Linked DNA regions of Homo sapiens: all the other regions are linked to region 2. A link is a loop called in an ENCODE intact Hi-C map of the cell type or tissue named here. Cell type or tissue: MCF 10A. All regions are shown on one strand. Links, peaks and the distances in the headings refer to the core of each region. The heading gives the core; the rest is flanking DNA.

The links. Peaks named below come from ENCODE experiments on the same cell type or tissue, not always from the same donor. Only the 100,000 strongest peaks of a DNase experiment are listed, where the experiment ranks them.
Region 1: it touches region 2 in a loop (5-fold over the local background); 4 of 110 quality-filtered maps call a loop at or near these places.
Region 3: a loop joins it to region 2, with 7 times the contacts of the local background. A loop is called at or near these places in 10 of 110 quality-filtered maps.

What each region holds. Positions count from the first base shown.
Region 1 is chr5:94,980,471-94,988,933 of GRCh38, forward strand. All of the region lies in intron 2 of MCTP1 (multiple C2 and transmembrane domain containing 1), which reads right to left. It overlaps MCTP1-AS1 (MCTP1 antisense RNA 1), which reads left to right. Exons shown (of 2, transcript NR_189169.1): 2 at 354-423. Among named protein-coding and RNA genes, the nearest start is that of MCTP1-AS1, 6.0 kb to the left of the region's middle. In MCF 10A, for the core only: no CTCF peak of the experiment used is centred there; a DNase peak (open chromatin) is centred at 3,581.
Region 2 is chr5:95,078,582-95,085,299 of GRCh38, forward strand. All of the region lies in intron 1 of MCTP1 (multiple C2 and transmembrane domain containing 1), which reads right to left. Among named protein-coding and RNA genes, the nearest start is that of MCTP1-AS1, 100 kb to the left of the region's middle. In MCF 10A, for the core only: no CTCF peak of the experiment used is centred there; DNase peaks (open chromatin) are centred at 1,650 and 3,080.
Region 3 is chr5:94,964,380-94,972,842 of GRCh38, forward strand. All of the region lies in intron 2 of MCTP1 (multiple C2 and transmembrane domain containing 1), which reads right to left. Among named protein-coding and RNA genes, the nearest start is that of MCTP1-AS1, 10 kb to the right of the region's middle. In MCF 10A, for the core only: CTCF peaks have their summits at 4,296 (motif pointing right) and 4,973 (motif pointing right); a DNase peak (open chromatin) is centred at 4,342.

The sequences.
Region 1 (8,463 bases), core at 1,462-6,461, 97 kb before region 2:
ATGAAATATTGAATTTCCTTTTGAAATTCAATATTTGTTGAAAACATATGTTATGTGATATAGTATATTTTGATTTTGGACAGGTATGTCATAAAATGTATGTTTAAAGAGCTAATCTTCCTCATCTGAATCTTTAGAGCTTTAAGGAAATGGCTAGTCCTTATTTCATAGACACCCTTTCCAAGCATGTGTAGTCCTAAAGACATTGTCACTGGCACGATTCTATATTTGAGGTCATTAAAAAAAAGATACAATAAGCTGATCTTCTTATCCATGTTCTTCAATGAGAGAAGTTTTAAAGGGTATGCTTCCACAGATGAGCAACTAAAAGTTTTTTTCGTTTTAAAATACAGGTTTAAAGGAAATGATTACAGTTGCCACCATCTCCTTGATTATTAATTAAAGGCTTTTCTTCAATTATCATATTATTCCATATAGTCAATGGTTATATAAGTTTTATAAGTAAAAAAGATAAGCAAAGCAAAATGTTAACACCTACCATGTAACTAAAATACTTGAGGAACAATGAAAAAAAAACCTTCACCCCTTATGCTAAAAACAGTTAATAAGTGTTTAATGTGACAAGTGACTTCAAAACTTGCAATTATCCTGCTAAAGCATGGCGTCACTGATAGAGACAAAGACGGCAGATATAGTATAGTGGTAGGTGGTGTGGGTCCCTGTTCTTATCTTCAACACAGTATTCCCTTCAACTCTCTGGCAGGGTGTGGGAAAAGTCCGAGGTTTCCACTGGTAAGTTTAATAAAAGATGTAGAACCAATCTAAGTTATACACTTCCCAAGGGACACACTCTTTTTATGCCTTCTGTCTTTTCTGTTAAACTTGCTACTTTTCCAATGCCATTAACATCCTATTACTTTGTTAAGGAAGACAGGGCTCTTGCATATTACAAGATTTGTGCTAGCTCTCAGAGTGAATAAATTCTCCTGCTAGTATGATTTTCCTTTCCTGAAATACACTCACACATTCAACAATATTTACTGGATGTCAACATGTGTTAGGTGCTGTGGATTCGGCAGTGCATAAAACAACATCTCTACTCTCAAGGAGTCTCCCTCCATTCTAGTGGAGGAAGACAGGCAGTGAGCCAATATATGAGCATACAGTGTGCTGTGTGGTGATCAGAGCATGGAACAACAGAGAGTTGGGTAAAGGCGTGGTGGTCAGAGGGTTTGCTATTTTGGATGAGGTGTGGAGAGAAAGCCTCACCTATAAGGACACATTTGAAAAGGGACTTGAAACAATGAAGGAGGTTTCCAGGCAGAGAAAGCAGCAAGTGCAGAGGCCCTGAAGAATTCTAACATTGCTGGAGCTAGTGGCCTAGAAAGTGAATGAAAGGAGATGAAATCAGAGCTGAGTGGGGCAACAGATCATGTGGGGCTCTGTAGGCCCTTAGAAAGGGTTTGGGGTTTTTCTTCAAGTAAATTAAAATAAGAGAGCAAATGAATAATCAGGAAAAAATGTTTTAAGGTTGCCTTGTCTGATGTCAAGTTATCGTTCTTTGATCAGGGAATATACCTATAACAGAAAAACAGAATGTACTTAAAGGGCCAATCATAAAAGGGCAAGTACATTGTTTTCTTAAGTTACTCAAAGTAATTACTAAGTTTTAAGACTAGCTGGCCTGAAATATTTTGACAAATTTAACCTAAAGGTTAATGATACATACAAAATGAGTATGGATTTTTACATTTCTTATCTTTATGTCTACACTATATCCTTTAAAATTTAGATTTTAAGTTATATACAATATAATCAAATATAAAATATTTCCAGAATCTATTCCGACTCCTGTCAATGTCAATGTTATCTTGTTTATCTTGGTACTGATACAATAACAACAAATGAAATTTGGCAACATTCAGCACTAAAATATATTTAAGGCAATGACACACTTATGGTGTATCGAGCACATAATGAGATAGCCATCATTTCAAGCTGGTGGTAAATGTCTTTCCTGCTGTGGTAGGCAGAATTCTAAAATGTACCCCCAAGATTTCTTATACTGACTGAATATGATGAAATTTCATTCATGTCTATGATTATGTTACTTATATGGCAAAAGGGATTTTGCTGATGTAATTAAGGTTACTAATAAGTTGACTTTGAGTTCATCAAAAGAAAGATGGTCACGCACCTGTAATCCCAGCACTTTGGGAGGCCAAGATGGGCAGATCACCTGAAGTCAGGAGTTCAAGACCAGCCTGGCCAACAGGGCAAAACTCTGTATTTACTAAAAATACAAAAATTAACTGGGCATGGTGGTGCATGCCTGTAGTCCCAGCTACTCAGGAGGCTGAGGTGGGAGAATTGCATGAACCTGGGAGGAAGAGGCTGCAGTGAGCCAAGATCGTGCCACTGTACTCTACCTGGGGGACAGAGCACACTTCATCAAAAAAAAAAAAAAAAAAAAAAAAAAAAAGATGGTCAGGGTGGACCTAATTTTATCCCATTTTCTTTAAGAGCAGAGAGTTTTCTCTACTTGATAGCATAAACAAAAATCAGATTTGAAGAATAAGGGGGATTTAACATGCTACTGCTGTCTTGAAAATGAAGGGGGACACATGTAAAGTACCTTGGACTGTCCCCTAGAAGGTGAAAGCAACTCCTGGCTGGCAGACAGCAAGAAAACAGACTAATAGCCACGAGAAATTGAATTCTGCCAATACCAGGAATGTGCTTGGACAGGTACTCTGAGCTCCAGGTGAGAGCTCAGCCTAGCTGACACCTTAATTTTGGTCTTGTAATACTTAAGCAGAGAACCTAACTATACCATGCACAGATTTCTCACCTACCTAAACTGTGAGCTATTAAATGGTTGTTGTTTTAAGCTTGCGGAAATTAGTTACAAAGCAATAGAAAACTAATAACTTACCTTGAAGACTATATTTATGGTGTAGTTAGAGGAATAAAAAAGTAGCTGAAAGTCTTTTATTAGGTGTAACTAAGTTTTCTTTCTTATAAATGGTATCAGTGTATTGGCTAGAGGCCTAAGCTGCCATAACAAAGAGATCCAAAAAATATAGTGGCTTGGTCAGGCATGGTGGCTCATGCCTGTAATCCTAACACTTTGGGAGGCCAAGGCAAGATGATCTCTTGAGCTTAGAAGTTCACAACCAGCCTGGGTGACACACTGAGATCCTATCTTTATCTGTCTGTCTGTCTGTCTGTCTGTCAATCTATCTATCTATCTATCTATCTATCTATTGGTTTCAACTAGAAAGTAATTCATTTCTTTTTTGCAAAACCATACATGGCTGGGTATCCCAATGCAATAGAACAATTACATGCTTTTCAATTTATGCCTTCCGACCTATAGCCCTTGCAAGGATGGCTGATAAATGTCAGCCGAAGCTGAGCAACCTTGTGGCCATCTAAAACATGAGAGCTCTATGATGGAAGAAGGGGCAAATGGATATTTTTGGACAACTGGCAGTCTCTAACAATCCAGCAGTGCTCAGGACATTTTGTACTGCATTATGAATATTGAATTGCTCAAATTGTTATGACTTTATTCCATGGAAGTGAGTCAAATATCTGCTTCATCAGCACTCCCCCAGATTAGTCCTAAATCTATTTTTAGACTCTAGATCTAGAGCAAAAATGAGTAATTCCTCTTCTATGAAGCAATCTTCTAAATATTTGAATCAGATGTCAGTATCCTCCATAAGTTTCCAGACTTATTACTCTCCCATCTGTCTCCCATTCTTCTCTATTAACCATCCCTCACTACCTTAAATGCTCTGGACTAATTTTTGCTTGTTAAGACATTTTTAAAAATATAGCCATTATCAAGAACACACTCCTCAGTGAAAGGCTCTTGGCTAGGAATTTGAGTTGGCAAAGAAAACAAAGGAGTATTTAAGGTAAAGAACTGAATCAGCTTCTGTTTGCAGGAACAAATGAACATGGTATACGTTTAGGAAATCTATGAAAACCACACTGGCTGAAGCGGAAAATTTGATTTAGGGATTAATGAGAGATAAAACTATTCAATAGCGCATATGAACTCAGTTAACAGAGAGTCTTGAACGCCAGACTGATGAAATTTGATGTTATAATAATAACATAAAAAGGAGGAATGTAGGTGGTGAGTTGAAATCTACAATTTAAACTACAAATACCTTCTTTTAAGCATGGATGACAAAAAAGTAAAACAATGGACACATGACCTTAGAAAATAATCATCTTTTAAAGCTGATAGATGGCTTTTCTTCTCTCATAAGGTTATAGCCTTAAGTACAAATACATTGTCATGATATGCAAAACTTCAAGTATGAATACACTTTATATTTAATATAAAGGTAAATCACCTAAGAACACATTCGATAAGTATTCAACAAAATAATATGAATATTAAGTATAAAATATTTGACATTTTCTTTACTCAAAAAGAGAGCACTTGCTAATAAACTTTATAGAAGATGATTAAATCACACATCAATGTCCTTTTACATCCAATTTAATATGAGTTCTGATGTAAATAAAATATCCAAGGCATTTTAAGTACTATACAAAAATGTATGCAAATGTGTGATAAAACTAATTAAAATATCTCAGTGGTAGCATTATTCCCTACTTATAAATCTCCAAGTCCTTCCAGCATCAGGGAGCAAGTACTCGAGAAAAGATTTTGACCATGGTGATTTTACAAAAGCCATCATCTTCAGAAATGGTGAGAACCTGTGATAACAGGCACCAGAAAACTTCATGAGTGATAAATGCCCCCAAGTACTTTCTTTGGAGACAGGCCAGTAAGATAATTTAATTGTTAATATGTTACATTAAAATCACTCAGTGTTGTTAATAATTGAATACAAATGCTACCTTAATTGGGACAAATGATTTGAAGCCCCAGTCATTCGTTATTTAAATTTTCATTTTGCTTGAAATAAGATCTATTTTTTATTTTCTCTTCTGTTTAAATTTTTACACCTACAATGTCTATATGGAAGTGCAGTATAGCGATCAAAGGCCTTGTCGAAAGAACTGGTAACAACACTGCCACCATTAAATTATCACAGATCTATGAATACTGCCAGTTCTGAAGATCTTCACTTAAAAAACAGATTCCAAACCCAAGTCCTACTCTCTAATTTTTCAACAATTTGTGATTATGACAAAGTTACTTCATAACTCTTAAAATATGTGAAGTGGGCCTGGCTTTTATACACCAGGCCTTTTGGCTAGAGTAAAATTTTAAAAGTCTGAAAAGTAAAAATGCAACAGAAATGCAGGAGATTCAAAACATATAGAGACTAAGTGAAAAACATAGTTGCTGCCATTCTGCAGAGCTCACAGTGTGTGTCTATTACACTGTTTAATTATTAAACAGCCATGGAAGGAATGGATAAAGATGGTATAAATGGCTTGTCTGTATAATCTGACATCGAGTTGATTGTTTTGGTTCACTTATGGTTGGTAGAAAAGTTTTATTTCTTTTAAAGTGAGCTTTTCTTACTTTTAAAATTATGTAAGTGGGAATGCATGCCTGTTTTCTCCATTATAGTTGTTTGTGATTGACATATGGACATAGATGTAATAAAGTAGAAAAATATGAAAATACTAAAGCTCTAAGGGAGGGCAATCATCCATTTGTCCAAAAAATGCTTTGCTACTAAAAGCATTTGAAAAGCATTGTTTCCCAAGTTATTCCTAATTGTATTGTGAAGGTCTGTCAACCTCTAATAAAAATCATGAAAATGGCTGCAAAAGTAAATAAATAAATAAATGCAGGAGGTAACTATCATTGTTATTACGTGTTTCTTTTTTTCCTCATACAACTGGAAGGATATTCTGATCTTTATTTCTTAAATCTTTGGCTAATTATTTCTCTCCTGTCTTCTGTATGTCAAAGCAATGTATACCCACTGGTTTGTGTAATCCTGGACCTCTGCTAAATTTCAGTCCTCTTTTCATAATCTGTTTTACTAAGAATGTACTACAAGGACTTTGATTCCCAAACAACCAGTAGTTCAAACTTCAAAACACCCTATCCCTGTGCTTAGGTCCATTTGTTTTTGTGTTTTTTGCTTTGAGACAGAGTCTCACTCTGTCACCCAGGCTGGAGTGCAGTGGCACAATCTTGGCTCACCACAACCTCTGCCTCCTGAGTTCAAGTGATTCTACTGCCTCAGCCACCCGAGTAGCTGGGACGACAGGCATGTGCCACCATGCCTGGCTAATTTTTGTATTTTTTAGTAGAGATTGGATTTCCTCATGTTGGCCAGGCTGGTCTTGAACTCCTGATCTCAAGTGATCCAACCGCCTCGGCCTCCCAAAGTGCTGGGATTACAGGTGTGAGCCACCGCGTCGGGCCTAGGTCCATTTGTGTTTGTTATTTTTATTAAAATGGTTAACATGTCCAGTCCTCCCTTGGTATCCTCAAGGGACTGGTTTCAGGATCCACATGCACATGCTTGGATGCTCAAGCCCCTAATATAAAATGGTGTAGTATTTGCATACAACCTACATGCATCCTCTGTATACTTCAAATCATCTCTAGATTACTTACAATGCCAAATACAATGTAAAGGCTATGTGAATATTTGTTACATTGTGTTTTTTATTTGCATTTTTTTATTGTATTGTTATTTACCTTTTTTTCAAATATTTTCAACCCCCAGTTGGTTGAATCCTCGGCTATAGAATTGCAGATGGGAAAGGCTAACTGTGTTGCATGCTTACTATAGGCTAGGCATTGTTCTTACCACTTTGCATGTCTTAACTCAGTAAGTCTTCATAATAATTTTATACTATATTTGATAGCTATAATAATTAACATGATTGCCACCTATATTATTATAAGCATGGGGCTTTGCAGGGTACTGTGGTACAGAGCTCCAGGTGTGCAGGGTGCTTCCTAGAATCACCAATGTGCTGGATGTCACAGAGACTAGATGCTAAGCAAATGCTCGTGGAATTGATTATCTAACATTTTTACTTTTTATGCCTTTCTGTGTTCCTTCTTACATTCCAGATGTTCTGCAGAGTTTTCATGACCTCTGTTGAATATCAACTCTGGGAAAGTCAATATTTACGGAGTTTTAAAAGGGAGTACAAATCAAAAGTAAAAGACAGCTTCAGTTGGCACAAGAAAAAATACTTCATGGGTAAAAGAGTACAAAAGAGGACCATTAAGGATGGAGTAATGTAGGCTTCACCTTGAGGCTTCCTCAAGATAGTCACCAGCACCACTGGCATGACCTGAACACACAATGTAATGTATGTACATAGAAAATAATATCTTCACTTCATCACTTTTTTAGGGGGCAGTGTGGGCAGTGTACTACTTTTAATAAGTAAAATGCATGATTTGATGAAAACTTGATAAGTGAATCCTCTAAATAAATTATCATTTGGAGAGCTTTTTAATGTTCAGTGTGGTTTTACACAAAGAGTTTGTGCGCTTATTCTGTTTGCCTTGGACTTTCACATGTAATTACATCTCATCATCAAAGTGTATGAAAATTAGAAAGCTGAAATAAACTTATTTTTTCTCTGTGACCATCATATAAATGGATCCTCTTGCCACAGTCACTCCATGCATTACGAATAGGTTCTATGGAAGCAGAATGATCACATTCAAATTTCAGCAATGATGTCTTCCAAGGCTAGTGATATGTCTTTATTTCTATATTTCTATTTACTTACTTTAACATTGTTTCACTATAAATTGATTAAAGCAGTCTTTTCCAAGCTAAAGCATATTTACTCTTCATGAATACTATACTAAAAGCACTTAGGGTTTATATTAATATTTATTCTTTAGGAAGAGAGATGTCTTTAAAGAATACCTTTACGTTAACAGATATTTAGGCTTTTTTTTTTCTGAGCTGATTTACAAAGCTTCACAGAATAGCAGTGTATTTTTTCTGAGTCATTTCAATCTTCCCTAATATCTCCATTTCCATTTAGAAATGTGACAGTTGATCCTATTGTATTCAAAGACTGCTACCTCAGGAATTAATGAATATATTTTTCAAATGCTAATGTTTCAGTGAAATGAAAGTGTTCTTCAGCATTCTGTTCATTGGATGCTATAAAAATGATTTTTGGAAGTAGGTTTTCGAAAACAACTTGGCATTTAATAATTCCCTGTGTGTGTTTTTTTTTTTTTTTTTTTGGTACTTCACCTTCTAGCCTTATTAAGGGAAGCTATTTAAGATTTGGTTAGGTCCAGTGGCTCAAAGAGTGTCTCCTAACATTGTATTAGTCTGTTCTCATGACGCTATAAAAGACATACCCGAGACTGGGGAATTTATAAAGAAATGAGTTTTAATTGACTCGACTCACAGTTCCACATGGCTGGGGAGGTCTCAGATAACTTACAATTATGGCAGAAGGCACCTCTTCACAGGGTGGCAGGAGAGAGAGAATGAGAGTCCAGCAGAGGGGGAAGCCCCTTCTAAAACTATCAGATCTTGCGAGAACTAACTCATA
Region 2 (6,718 bases), core at 15-5,014:
GTCATTAAAATGATTAAATGTAGTAACATTAAAAAGACGTATTTTCCTCTCTGTAGTACTTTATAGCAGTCATTTCAAATTACTAAGACCAAAGGATTCTAACAGAAGGTGGCACAGAATGTAATTAAGCATCTTGGTTCTGCAGCCTACCTAGGTTCAATTCTGGTCATTCTACTACTAATTGTGTGATGTCAGGAATAACTCATTTAATTTCCTTGTACTTCAGTGTCTCCATCATAAAAAGGAAATAATAATAATAATAATAGAACCCATACCTAATAAAGTTGCTGTAAGAAAAACAGATAGTTCATAAATAGTTATTATACAGTCTGATTTAAATGCTAGGCATTATTATTATTTTCATCTTGGAGAGAAATCCCTGTAGAGTGAGATTTGGAACTTGATTTGTTATATTTCAGTATGCTGTAAATTGCCGCGAATAAATACTACTAATCCTATCCCACTAGTGAAATGACTCAAGCAAAGGGAGACTAAATGACTAATTTGAGTATCTCAACTAAATTAAGATGGAATTAAAACCCAACAAACCATCTCCATAGCTTTCCTACTTGGGTTTATCTCAGGGGGGATAAGCATTACAAATCTCAGCACTTATAACAACAGACTCTCCTGGTGAGTTCAAAATGCTTCATCTACCTTAATGTTCACAGGATCACTAACATATACTAAGCACCTATGGGAAGTATGGGACTGTCATCTAGCATTACAGTGTTTCCAAACTCTGTAGATAGAAAAACAAAATCAAAAGAAGACAAGGGCTTCATTGTCACCTCCAAAACTAGAGGTTTTCTCTGATATTACAAAGAAGTGTTGATTCTTCCCACTGCACTCCTATAGCCCAGGGTTTTGTCACATAGACCACATGCTATCTCACTGCATTTATATTTAGCAAAAATTTTAAAAGATATATGCCTATTAATTCCATCTGTTTACCTTCATCTCTTAATGGTCATATAGCTGATTTGTATAGTTCTTGGAATCAAAGCAAACATGAACTTTATTACAAAGCAGAGCTAGGATTTATTCATAAGATAGCATGATGATAAATTCCACTTATCTCTTGAAACTATACATTGCAGCACAGGATATGAAGATAGCATACACTTTTCATATTTAATAAAAAATATTTTATATTTTTTATTAAAATAAATGGTGATCATGTTTTGAATTTTTAGAAGGAATAACTTTTATTAATATCACCAGCACAAGAAAACTTTTAATTAATTGTCTTCTAAATCTTAAGAGTTAAGAGGTTTTAAAGCGAAGTTTTGTTTTCAAATCTATCATGTTCACTGGTATAGTAGGACATAAGTCATTAACTCCTCTAATTGTGAAAAGTCATCTTTTTTCTCTTCTCATAGCCTAAAAAAGAGTACAGTTATATAAATATAAAATAGCAGATCAATTCTAACAGAAAGGGTTGGAAGTTCATTGGTTGTTTACATTTTTCTTTTCTCTTTTTCAAAGATAAGCTTTGGAGGAATCTCTTTTTGCTAACCACTTTCAACAAATACAGTGTATCAAAACAATCTACCACACCACCTCCAATTTTGAAAGATACAAAATCTACCCCTGTCCTTTAGGCATGTGTACTTTTATGGCTCACTTCCCAGAGTAAGGATTTGGACATTTGTGCTGTGGCAATGGCTAAGAAATTGCAAAAGTCAGATGTTACATTTTGATAATCATTCCACAAATCCATGCTCCATCAAACTAGACCAAAAAACCTGCAAAGGAAGCAGTATTCTCCAATTTGGAATACAGTATTCTCCAATTTAAAATACTGCCTTCAAATATGTTTGGAAGTTGAAATAATGAAACAATCTCCAAGCATGATAGTAAGTCAATTAAGAAGTACGAAAGTATTCATAATGCCAACCGTTAGCAGACACATTTTTGAAAACCTCAAGTCGTTAATATCTTACTAATTCAGTTATAGCTCTCGAAATCAAATTAACCTTTTCTAGCTGAAAGGAATTTAAAGGCCTTAAATATGAGTATGCAAAGTTCTGTGGATACCCAATACCACTTTAAACACTGATTTGATGTTATTGCTTCAACCAATATGAAGCCAAGACAACATTCCTGTGTCACCCAACCTTTGAATTAGCTTTAAGCAAGCTTAAAGAATTTGAAAAATAAACCTCTCATTCATTCTCTATCCACAGGTTTCTCTAGCCATGCAATTTGTATGACTGCCTCCAACAGCAAGTGAGAAAGTAGGCAGTGATAAACAAACTCATACAATTTTAAAACAAACAGAATAATCAGAAGTTTCTAAGTATGCTAGTCTTTCACTTAAATAGAAAGCCAAATATGAAAGGTCCAGAGGCTTTCACTAATTTTCCACTTTAAATTTTCTAATAATTACTAAGACTACTTTTTATTTCAATTGAAAAATATAATGATTGAGCTATAATTATTCAAAGATAATCATATAAATCTGATATATGTTTCACCTTTAACTGAGATCAGAGGGTAGCAAAAGAAATATAAGAAACTAAGAACCTGGTAACTACTAAATCCTTCAAGAAAACAAAACAAAACAAAAAAAACAAACCAATATAAAGCTACCACAATGTTTCCATTTCTCAGGCACTATATTTTTCATAAAAAATGATCATAAAAGGAATATCAATGTATTACACTATGTATCTCACAAGTAGGTTATACTGTAAATTAAAAATTATCTGTATTAGAATCTCAAATGCAACCTTCAATACCCCGTGAGAAGGCATTTTTCTAAGGAACAATCATATACCTAAACTGCCACATTAATTTAAGGCTACCACAATCCAGTGAGTAAACCAAAATGTTACTTACCTTATTACAAATAAATGGCAAATTGCAGGCACTTTTCAGCTTGCAGCTGTCTAGCATAGTTGATTAGAAATGAACAAAACATCTTTCACTCCAGTGAGAGAACTGCATATTTAGACTTGCTTTCTTCACTGAATACCGGCAAAAGAGGCTGTTCACCTCCAAGTGATAGCAACAGCCCTGCACGGAGCACTTGCTGCTCTGCACAGCAGCGACTTGGAATGAAAGTAAGAAGAACCCGTGATGTTTAAATAACGTAGCTTTAGATTCACAGGATATGACTCAACTCTCAAACCAGTAAGGGAAGAGTTTCCCATTGCAAAACTGTTAGTACAGATTACATAACAAACATCATATCTGGGGTTCTAAAATACTCACATTAAATACTAAAAACTTCACCTGCTAAATCAAACATGCAGTGTTAGTAGTCAACCTCTTCCTCATGGCAAAAGCCACAACAGGAAATGAGAATAACAACACTGCACAAAGAAAACTATTCTGCTTGTTCTCTGCAGTGAATTAATTTAATGTTATTAAGGATGTGAGAACTTGCCAACATCTCCCAGAAAGACATCTAAAAAAAAAAGGAACACTAAAGTCACTAACATTCCCATCGGTATAAAAACAATGTGTAGAAAAAAATTCCATTTTAACATGCAAGAAGTGGCATGCTTTACAACACAATAGAATCTCCTTCACTAAGTAGAGAATGGAAATAGATCTTCGTGCTTTGCTGTTGCTGTTTCCCACAGAAATCCTTTCCTACGCTGTCATTACCTTGTGCTTCTAGCTCTGCCTACCTCACCAACTCAGGGTCCCCTTTTATCTGTTCTGTGAGCCCTTCTAAAGGAACATGACTAATGATACAACTCCTCTAGTAAATGTGGCAATTTTACATGCTTTCTCCACCACATGTTATCCCTTAACACTGAGCTGTATTAAGCTTGATCAAATATTGAATTATTATATTTAGATACCTCAGTCAATAAATATAGACATAGATGCTTGGAGAAAAGTCTACTACATAAATTCACTTGCCATCAGCCTCATCAAGGAAAAAAAGCTGAAAAAGCCCATGTTAATAACAGTAAGTAGGCTGAAACTAACTAGAACAGGGCTGTTAAATAGACATATAAGGTGAAGCATATATGTAATTTAAAATATTTTAGTAGTCACATTAAAAAAGTAAAGAAACATTAATTTTAGTAATGGTTACCCTAGTATGTCTAAAACATCATCATTTCAATATGTAATCATAATAAAATTATTAAATATTTTATCATTTTGGTACTAGTGTTGGAGATCTAGTGTATGTTTTGCACTTGTGTGACATTTCCACTTGAGCTAGCTATATGCAAGTGTTCAATAGCCACACATGGCTAGTGGCTACCATATTGAATAGCATAGGCCTAGGGTTCAAGGCTCATTTTCAGTCTTCAGGTGGTGGTTCAAATATTCTCTTTTCAGAACATTTAGGAAGGTCTTCCCTGACTACCTCCCCTGAAGTAACCTTCTCCAATTACTTTCTATCGGATGATCTTTTTTATTTCCTTTATAGTACATCACAGTTTGAAATGTTCTTCTTTATTCATTTGTTTACCTATTTATAGTCTGTGGTCTCTAACAAGAATGTAAGAAACCCGAGGGCAGGAATTTTCTTTCAGGAGGCTATTGACATGGTCATCAATACATAGCAGAATTTAATCAAAAAATTATTTAATAAATGAATAAAATATGGATTTTTTTGTTATGGTTTGGCAAATAATATAAAATTAAGAAATGTGTTTCTCATATCACTGAATTTCCAGCAAATACACTGGGCAACACTTTCTTGAATTGAGAAATTGTCCACTTTTTAGAATATTAATGATCTTCCATGTATAACATGTTTCATTCTCATATGCAATGCTATGAAACAACATACTTATTTCATTACTCTAGCAAATACTTAGAACACTTTAATCCCAGTGATGTAAATTTGGACACTATTAGGATGTCTATTTATCTCCTATTTACAAAAACATAAAATCAATGCATACTATGCACAGAGCTACAACGCAGGGGTCAAGGATGGGCATGTGACCCACGCTGGTCTAGTAAGCATGCCAACCTCTCCACTTTTGCTAACATTGAGAAAGAGGTTAAGTTTGTAGAATGTTAAGAGTAGAACTGTTGGTTGTTGTATCTGCTACCACATTGTCTAAAAGTGGTGGTCTAAAACTTGTCTAAAAGAGGTTGCCTAAAAATGAGGCTGATGAAGAGAAAAACAAAGCCAAATACGTGAAAGGCAGATTCCTGATAATACTACTGTAATTACCAGATACTGTTATGCATTAAGTCACATTTGCCCTCTACTGCAATGATGAATATACTGGAATGTTCACTGGAGAATTACAGTAGTCAAAACAGGAAACCATGTAAGGAACCATAAACGGTGGAAGCGTTAAATAAATAATGGGTTAATCATACTAAGGAATACTACCTAGTTATTTTCTTTTAAAGAATCAGGTTATCTAGATGCACTGAGATGCATAGCTCCCTAAAAGATGTTAAGCAGAAATAACATATTGCAGAAAAATATATTATCCCAGTTATGAGTATATACATTTTTTATATGCATATTCACAGAAAAGGGCCCAGAAAACTGCACACCAACTGTGGACACGTGGTTAGGTCTGGGAAAGGGATCTGAAGGAAGTGATGGGGGACAAAGAGAGATCAATGTTTTGCTCAGTTTATTACCTCCTGCATAAATCTTGTAAAATAAAAATGAATTAATGTATTCTTTAGGTAATTTGAAAAGAACATGTTACATTTAAAAAAAATTTTAATATTTTTTATTTCCATATTTTGGTACATTGTACTCACTCTAAGTGGACTACTCTCCTTTATTATTTTTTAAAACAATGTAATGGAAATGATGATGCTCTTTTCTGTCCCACTCTCCATTCTTTACCAGCCCCAATTTTTTAATGAATACTCCAGTTTTTCAGTCTGGTTAAAGTGAATGCCAAAGACAGAAAAGAGAAAAAGAAAGGGCAGAGAGAGACAGAGAGAGGAAGCTGCATTAGAATCTCCAATGTACCTTCTAAAACTGGCCAAGGTCTTTGGGTGTTTTTTTTTTTTTTCCTCTTGGCCTCCTGCAAGCAATTTTATTGGCTTTATAAAATACAGCTTGGATTTATTCAACTGCAAATATATCAACAGTCCAATGTTTATAATAATATGCTTTACATTAATTTAGTCTTGGATCAGAGTAAACAAACTTGTTTATTAACATCTCATTGAAACATTTCAGGCTTCTGAATTGGGCATAACAATTGCTTTCCTAATTAACTCAAAATCTAAACCTTTTGTTGCTTTTTTTGGCTTGCTCTAGTCTTCAAAATCTTCACATTATCTTAGGTATGCTCATCACATCTCCTGCTTTTGTATTCCCTTAGATTTCCACAGTTTCAACCCCTTTTTAAAAATGACACAGCTGAAGGTGCTTAGAGTCTGAAGCAAGAGTAAGGGCTGTTTGACTTTTAGTATGACTAATGAGGATCTGAATTTATACAGTGTTGACAAACTGATGTCTGTTTGGCTCTATTTTATTCTCTAAGCCCACTGATCCTAGTAACTTAAACCTCCTACTCTGTTGACACCCTCCTTCCATTCTCCTTGCCTCTATTTAAAATTATGCCAAATTTGATTCTGATTTTCTGGAAGAAGTAAACCATTATATTAATAGACACATCTGAAGCCTCCATATGTCTTTACCTATCCCATTACCTATCCCATCCCTTCTTCTCTCTCCAAAAGTAAACGCCCTCCTGAGTTGGCTTATATCATTACTGTATATCTTTTATAATACTTTTTATTAGATATGCACATA
Region 3 (8,463 bases), core at 2,008-7,007, 110 kb before region 2:
TAGTTTAAGATTGATGTTTCCTTATTGATTTTCTGTCTAGATGATCTGTTCATTGCTGAGAGTAGGGCATTGAAGTCCCCTACTATTATTGTATTGCAGTCTGCCTCTCCCTTCAGATCTATTAATATTTGCCCTATATTTGTAGGTGCTCCAATTTTGGGTACATATATATTTACAATTGTTATGTCCTCTTAATGAACTGACACCTTTATCATTACATAATTATCATCTTTCTTTTACAGTTTTAAAGTTTGTCTTGTCTGATATAAGTACAGATACGCTTGCTCTCTTTTGGTTTCCATTTAAATAGAATATCTTTTTTTATACCATTGCTTTCAATCTATATGTGTCCTTAAAGGTGAAGTAAGTCTCTTGTAGGTGGTATATAGTTGAGTCTTTCTCTTTTAATCCATTCAGTCACTCTGTCTTTTGATTGGATAATTTAATCCATTTACATTAAAGGTAATTATTGATAGGTAAGACCTTATTATTGCTCTTTTATTAACTGTTTTTTAGTTGTTTTGTAAATCCTTTGCTATAGTTATTTTTAATAATTTTGTCTTTGAACTTTCATAATAAATTTAAAAATGATTATGCACCACCATTATAGTATTAGAATAATAACTATTGGTCAAATTCTGGATTTGACTATATTCTTATCTTTACTAATGAGTTTTATGCTCTCATGTTTGGCTAAGAAGCATCCTTTCATTTCTGCTTGAATAACTCTCTGAATCATTTCTTATAATCGAGGTTTAGGCGATGAACTTGCTCAGCTTCTGTTTGTCTGAGAAAGTCTATATCTCTCCTTCATTTCTGAAGGAAAGACTTTCTGGGTAAAGTATTCTTGGATGCCATTTTTTTCTCTTTCTGCTGGAACCAGCTGGTGCTAGAGTGGGCCTGGAGCCTAGGTCTGTGGGGAAGTCAGATATCCACTTCACTCTCTTTTCCTTACAGGAGAGCTCTGAACAGAGGAGATCTCTCTAGTCCTCACACCATTCTGGTTTGGAAAATGATTCAGGTAGAGTGAAACTGCCCTTCCAGCCCTTTACTGTGCCTTTTCCCATTCTGTACTCCACTAGTGTGGTGTAACCTTTCACCTGGAATCCAGAGCTCAGGGAAGTATTTTTGTGTGTGTGGATGGTTTTTTTTATCAGTCTTTCTGTGACTGGACAAGGGGTGTAATCTCCTATTCTGCCATCTTGCTGATGTTACTCTTCTTAGTCTCAACAGGTATTTGTTAAATAAGTAAATGAATAAGTGAATCTGTGTACAGAGTACTATCAAATACATTCTTGCTATTTGATAAATTCGTGCACATTTATTTCCCTTCCAAAATTCATGTTGAAACTAATCCTCAATGTAACAGTATTAAGAGGCAGTGATTCGGAAGTGATTAGGCCATGAGGACTCTATCACGAATAGAATAATACCTTATAAAAGGATTTGAGGGGATGTTTTCCCCTTCTGTCTCTTCTGCCACGTGAGGACACAATGTTTTTTCCTTTCCAGAGGACCCAGCAACAAGGCAATATCTTTGAAGCAGAGACCAGGCCCTTACTGGACACCAAACCGGCCGGTGCTTGGACTTCCAGCTTCCAGAACTATGAGAAATCTATAACTGTGTATTTATAGATTACTCAGTCCCAAGTATTTTTTTATACCAGCACAAACAGATTAAACAATCCTCAAACTGACTTTGAGTTGGAAAAAGCATATATTATTAATATCAATCTACATTGCAGGTGAGGAACAATCTGGAATTTTATGTTACTTGCCCAAAATATCGTAACAATTAAGCTAATAAGTGACAGGAATGGAGGGCATATTTAGACTTTCAGACTCCAAGCCCAATGTTTCTTCTATTCAACAGTTTAGGAATCCCAGACACCCATATTTTTCTTTAACTCTAAAACAGTGGCATATAACTACTGTGTGAAAGTATTAAGCAATTGTTGCAATACTACGTATAATACCACTATTGACAAGTATTTATTCTGGTCTATAAAGCTCTCATACTTTTGTTTAATCACCACTATCTCAGTGAGTCTACTATTGCCTCCATTTTATAGATGAGAAAACCAAGAAGGGTTAATAACTTGCTCCAAGTCATACAGTTAATAAGGATGTGGCTGGCCGGACGCGGTGGCTCACGTCTGTAATCCCAACACTTTGGGAAGCCGAGGCAGGGGAATCACAAGGTCAGGAGATCAAGACCATCCTGGCTAACACGGTGAAACCCCGTCTCTACTAAAAATACAAAAAATTAACAAGGCGTGGTGGCGGGCACCTGTAGTCCCAGCTACTCAGGAGGCTGAGGCAGGAGAATGGCGTGAACCTGGGAGACGGAGGTTGCAGTGAGCCGAGACTGTGCCACTGCGCTCCAGCCTGGGCGACAAAGCGAGACTCTGTCTCGAAAAAAAAAAAACAACAAAACCAAGGATGTGGCAGGGCCCAAACTCAATCTCAAATCTGAGGGCTAGTTCAGCTAGTGCTTTTTCTTGCACATGATCACAAAGCCTTCTCCCATTTCAAAGTGTTGTTACAATGATCTATTTCTTTGTTCCCCTCAAAACTAGGAATGATCATTTTACAAAAAACGCACTCGCACAAAATCTGGCCTTATTGGGTTTCTCTGCAGTTATTGGTAGTACACAATGTCAACTTCATTTAGTTTGGCTATTATGTAAAAATACTGATACAACTTTTAGTAATTTAGCACAGAGGCCTATACACTCAGATGTTAATCTTTTTGAGAAGCATTTTGCTTCTTGCTCCCTCCCAGAAACATTTTTTCTCAACCACTGTGTAGGTTAAGTGTCAAAATCCCCTGAAGGTTGGGTAGAGATGGTTCCTAGAATCCTGCTGGGTGGTCTGCTGGGTCTTAATGGTACCACTTCCATTATAAAAGGGAACTTAGATCACTATAGCTAACATTTATTGAACACTTATTATATCAGCTATCACACACCACGTAACAAGCCAATGTGATGAGTTCTATTGTTATCTTGAGTTCACAGCTGAAGAAACTGCAGCATGAAATAAGGGAGTAAATTCCCCAAAGTCATACAACTAGGCTGCTGGAACCTGAACTTAACTGCTACACTAGGCTGTCTCCAAACACAACACTTCTCATGCTGGGTGTCATATCCCTGATGACACTGTAAATATCCAATGGCTTGAAGAAGTAAAATGTCAGCTAACAAGAGTAGATTGAAGAGTTAAGTTAAAATTCAAGGACAGATTTTTCAGTCTGCAATAGACACAGAGATGTTCGAGACTGGTGTCAGAGAGAGACAGAGGCTGCTTGTTAGGATCTCCAAAAACGTATTATGATGGCGCAATATTTTATAAACGTGTGGTCTTGGTCACAGGGTGACCTGGTTTAAAAGTGGTAAATATGTCAGCAAATTTCATTAGCACAGGAAAAACAGATCCAGGCGAACAACTCTTGGTAGTTCGTCATCTAATTTTCTCTGCTTTGTTTTGACTTCATAGGATAAAATTTGCTACATTTCTCTTTCCAACCATCACTTAGTGGCTTTTAGGTACTGTTATTAAAATTTCATAATTTTAATAGCCAAGTATTAAAAAGAAATTTCTAATCATTTTCAAATTCTTAACTTAGGGGACTTTTAGTGATTGAGAGTCCTTAATATTTCAAGACCCTCAGCTTGTTGTGATTCCAACATGGGTAACTGGAGACATTGTTCTTTTAATTTAGGTTCAGTGAAAGATTTTTAACTAATGCACTAATCTATGTTTGAAAGTGTTTTTACCAAGTATATTTTAGCAAGATATTATCTGATGACATTAATAGCTATTATTTATTTTTTAAAGGAGTTATATGGTCAAGTATATTTGGAAAATACTGGTTTAGAAGAAAATTAAATAGATTCCTTTTCTGTAGCCTTTAAATAATTGAACGTTCACTATGACTTTCCAAGAAGGAGGCTTGACAGGCATCACTTACTAAGTTTTTTTGACTATGAGGCCTACTTTTCTTGAGTGCATCTTTTAGGACCAACAATCCTTGGATCTCTCTTTGGGAAATGTTACTTCCTTATATTTCATTATAGGGAAATTACACGTTTTCAAGATTATATTATTATTGACTTTACAGTGGATTTAAATAATTTTATTGTAATAGAACTCCCAGGAAATCCAAGTCACTAATATGTGGTATGTGGTTAATCTTCAATAAACATACTATACAAAAAGGATTTAGTTTGTTGGTTCGAAAGACTCAAAAAAATCAATAGCTTCATATGCCAGTGCTGTTTTGTTGCAATATTGCATAAAACCACAAGATGGCAATAGTACTTATCAAATTAAAGAGAGGCCTGTGGTTCTGCTATTGAAACCAAAGGTTAGAGCGCCTTGCAGGGCACACTTTGAAGTTCCCAGGCATTTTCTGGCAGCATATGCTTTGTTGTTATTATCTGGACCATTACTTTCATTGACATACTTTTTATGACGATAAATGAATTGAAAACAAGTCAAAAAGTACGAAAGATGAATCTAGAAAGTATTCGCCCTACAGTAAAATTCAGATTTTGTTATTAATGTCATATTCAAGAACAACCTTTCACATATTCATTTTGTCAGGTAGCCTTAACTTTAGAATTTGTTTATAAAAACATTATTTTGTAATTATAAATTCCATGGTCTAAAAGTTCTAGACTATCCTAGACCTAGGAAATATCAATTTTTTCTAAATGCTGGAATAAAATTCCTTTAAAAAGAGGAATTGGACGGTTTCTATAATGTTTACTCATGTAGCAAAGGAGTACATGTTCTTAATGCTATATTTATTTATTTTTTACAAGGCAGGATACTGATGGGCACTTCAACATTCTGTGTAATATTTAAAGCCTTTTATGTTATTTAAGACAACACAACTAAACGTGGTCTGAATGTGTCCATTTTTATGTAGCAATAAACACAGCATACACAAGATGGCAGCCTATCTTCCCTTAAACTAGTATTAAAGATATTTAAAATGTAAATAGCTGTCTATTAATGATACTCTTGCTTTTCATTCTCAGAATAAATAAGCCTCCTGGTTAACAAGTTTAAATCAGTCTCATTCCAAACCTAGCACTTAATGAAACAGAAACAGCTACTCACGTTTTGGGAAATCTACAACTACTCAATAATGCTAAGTCTTCATCGAAAACAATGCCAAATTGCAACTCAGTGTCACAAGAAGAAGGAGGAGGAGGAATAAGAAAAAAGACAAAAGAAAAAAAGCAGTGAACACATATATTGTGGGGACAGTTAAAATTTAAGCTGGATCTTTCTGAAGATAACTGATCTTCCTACAAATATTTAAAGCTAGCTACCTTTGCTGTCCAATTGTAACAGAGGGTATCCTTGTAGAATAAGGTCCTTCACATTTGAGAGGTTGTAAAAATAGTGACATTCAAAACATCAGTGATTTAAAAATCTTCAAAAAGGGTACCTTATGGATGTGTTAAAATAATTTCCATAAGCTATTCTATTCCCTCATTTTTTGCTGGAGACTTGTTATGCCCTAGGATGGAAATATTTCATAATGCTAAATAACTAAATATATTAAAATTTAAATGCAAGAGGTTTATAATCACAGGTGGCTTCATATAATAAAATAAAAGTAAACCAACATTTTTTCCATAATGAACATGAATATTCCAATGAATTTAAAATTTCTGGTAAGTTACCATGATATAGCACATAGATTAATTTAAAATAATAGTATGGTAAAGTGTAGCATAGGATGGCACTAGGTATATTTATTTCCTGAAGAGTAGTAGAAGGCAGTTCAGGTAACCTTTAGGCTTAGTTTTCTCTCCTAAATGCAGAGTTGAAGACATGCAAGACGAAATTATTCATGTTGTATCCCAAATATAACATGAATAATTTGGGATACATATGTATGGATGTATTTGGGATATACTTATTCATACAACTTATTCAAATTTGGGATATATATGTATGGATGTATTTGGGATATACTTATTCATATAACTTATTCAAATTCCCTTTCATATCTGACATAAACAGCAGGTGGTATCTAAATGCAATTTTCTGATAACTTCTGGAAGTTTAGGTAAACGAAAATATGGATTGCTTTAATTTTGAATGTAAGTTGTATATTACTTGGTGACATTGAGCAACTACAACAACTATCCTAGATGTCATTTTTTCCAAAGGGCCTTACTCCTGTCTCCTCCAGGAATTCGCTCTATGACTGGTAATTGACTCAGTGACTCAGTAGATACAATATATAGTACTATTAATTTTTTTTACCGAAAGGAAACTATTTTTCCTGAGAATTCTGCTGAAATATGCTACCATGTTTATATAGCCATCCTAACAAAAAATCACATCTAAAAAATTAAACGTTTTTTAAAAGAACTTTAACTTTCCTATTTAAAAAATCAGAATATTTTAAAAAATAGACCCTAAAGTATTACGCCTCTTCAATCCTTTTTTTTTTTCTTGGCTATCCCAATACTTTTCTGAAATTGTTTCCTTGAGTGTCACCAATAACTTTTAAAAATTCATCAATTTCAACGGGCTTTTCTTCGTTTTCAGCCCTTTTCATCTGTGGGTCACACTGGGTATTATTAATTGCAATGATTCTGGGATTTTCTTCTTATTTGGATTCTGCAGTCCCAGTACTCCTATAGCCAAAGAGTTAGTTGTGTCTATTGTCTACATGTCTACAAGAACTATGATCTTAGAAAAGTCACTTAGGCTCTGTTGTATACAGTTTTGTATCCTTAAAATGAGGGGATTTCCCAAATTTCTCTGAGGGTCTCTGATAAGACCTCTCTTGCATGTCTTTGACAGAGAATAAGCCATTCCACATAAATGAATTTTCTAGGAAACTAAAAATTACCACGTAGAACACCAAAACCTGTTTCATTAATATACTTAAAGGAATTATTTCTAAAATTTATTAAATTTTTATCCCTTTTAGGTAAACAATGAATGCAATTTAAAAAAAAATGGGGCAGAGCATCATTTGTTAAGTGTGTCTAGGAAATTATCATCAAGGTTCTAGCAAGATAAAGTTAAATATGTAGAAAACTAGTGAAACTTGAGTAGAAGTGTTTTAATTTCTGAATTCCCAAACTAATTATTGCTAAAGGTCAATAATCAGACAGACATTTCCCACTAGTGGATGCTTCTATAATCTGTTTATTCTATATATGCACTTCTTTTGCTTTATACCTTTCAATTCAGAGTTGTTATAAATTCAATAATGGTATTATTTCCATTGCTAAATATGCCAAGGAACAAAATGTAGTTCTTAAAATAAAACAAGTTAAAAGTGATGTGAGGTCGAAGGAGACTTGAGTTCCAAAATCACCACACAGAGAGCCATCTGCCAATCAGAAGCACCTGCCTTGGACTCTTATGTAGGTTAAAAATAAACTTCTATTACATTTGAGCCATTAAATATTTTGAGGTCCATTTATAATCACAGTTCATTCTACTCTAACAAATTCCTAAGTCCTGTGGATTCTAATTATTAAATTTCCATTTGCAACAAACCTAGCCCACCAGTTCAGCCTAGCCCACCTGACATCTGTTCTTAAGATCTTTGTTCAATTGGTAAAACATCTCTTGAAATGATCTCTGCCACCATTGCCCCATCATTCCTTATCTAGATTATTTAGAGCCTTCTGCGTGGTCTCTCTGCCTTCCTTCAAACCCATCCTCTAAGTCCTAATGGAATTCTCTCCATCATATACAAATCAGGCCATTTTATTCCTCTTGGACTACATTTCAGTCCATATTCTGCACCCACAAGCACTGCTGTGGGGAACCCAGGCCCCAGAACTCTGGCTCAGCATCAGTATTCAAAGCTTCTCCTTGTTCAGGAGATTTTGCACAAACAGGAGTAAATTTTTATCATCTTACACTCTTACCATGGAGACTATGGATCCTAATTTGTCTTCTGTGGCAGGTTGAACCCTTAACAGCCATTTTCCCCCTTTCCCTTCACTATCACTGAATAGAGTCTCTGTGAGTTTTAGCGGAATGCCTGGTCCTCCCTTCAGAGAATATCTTATTCTCCAAGCAACAGGTGTGGCCATGTACCCATGTCCTTCCTGGTAGGATGTGAGAATAAGTGACCTATGCAACTTCTGGGTCTTATGGTGAAAATGGAGCAGTTGCTTTAGACAAGAGATGGAAACCACACAGTGATGAGAGCAGAACCATATCATCAGCTCTAGATCTTTCTGGGGTTCATGTGGAAGAAAATATAATTTTAAAAATTATCAGAAAAGTTGGGTCTCTTGTTACCAGAAGCTTAGTTTGCATCCTAAATCATTCTAATTAAGAAACAACTTTTCAAATAGATTTTCCTTCTAGAAAAGCATGTTTCTTAATTAGAATGATTCATATGACTTCACAGAGCCAATCAATTTTGTGTGAGTCCCATTCAATTCAGTTTAATAAGACTAT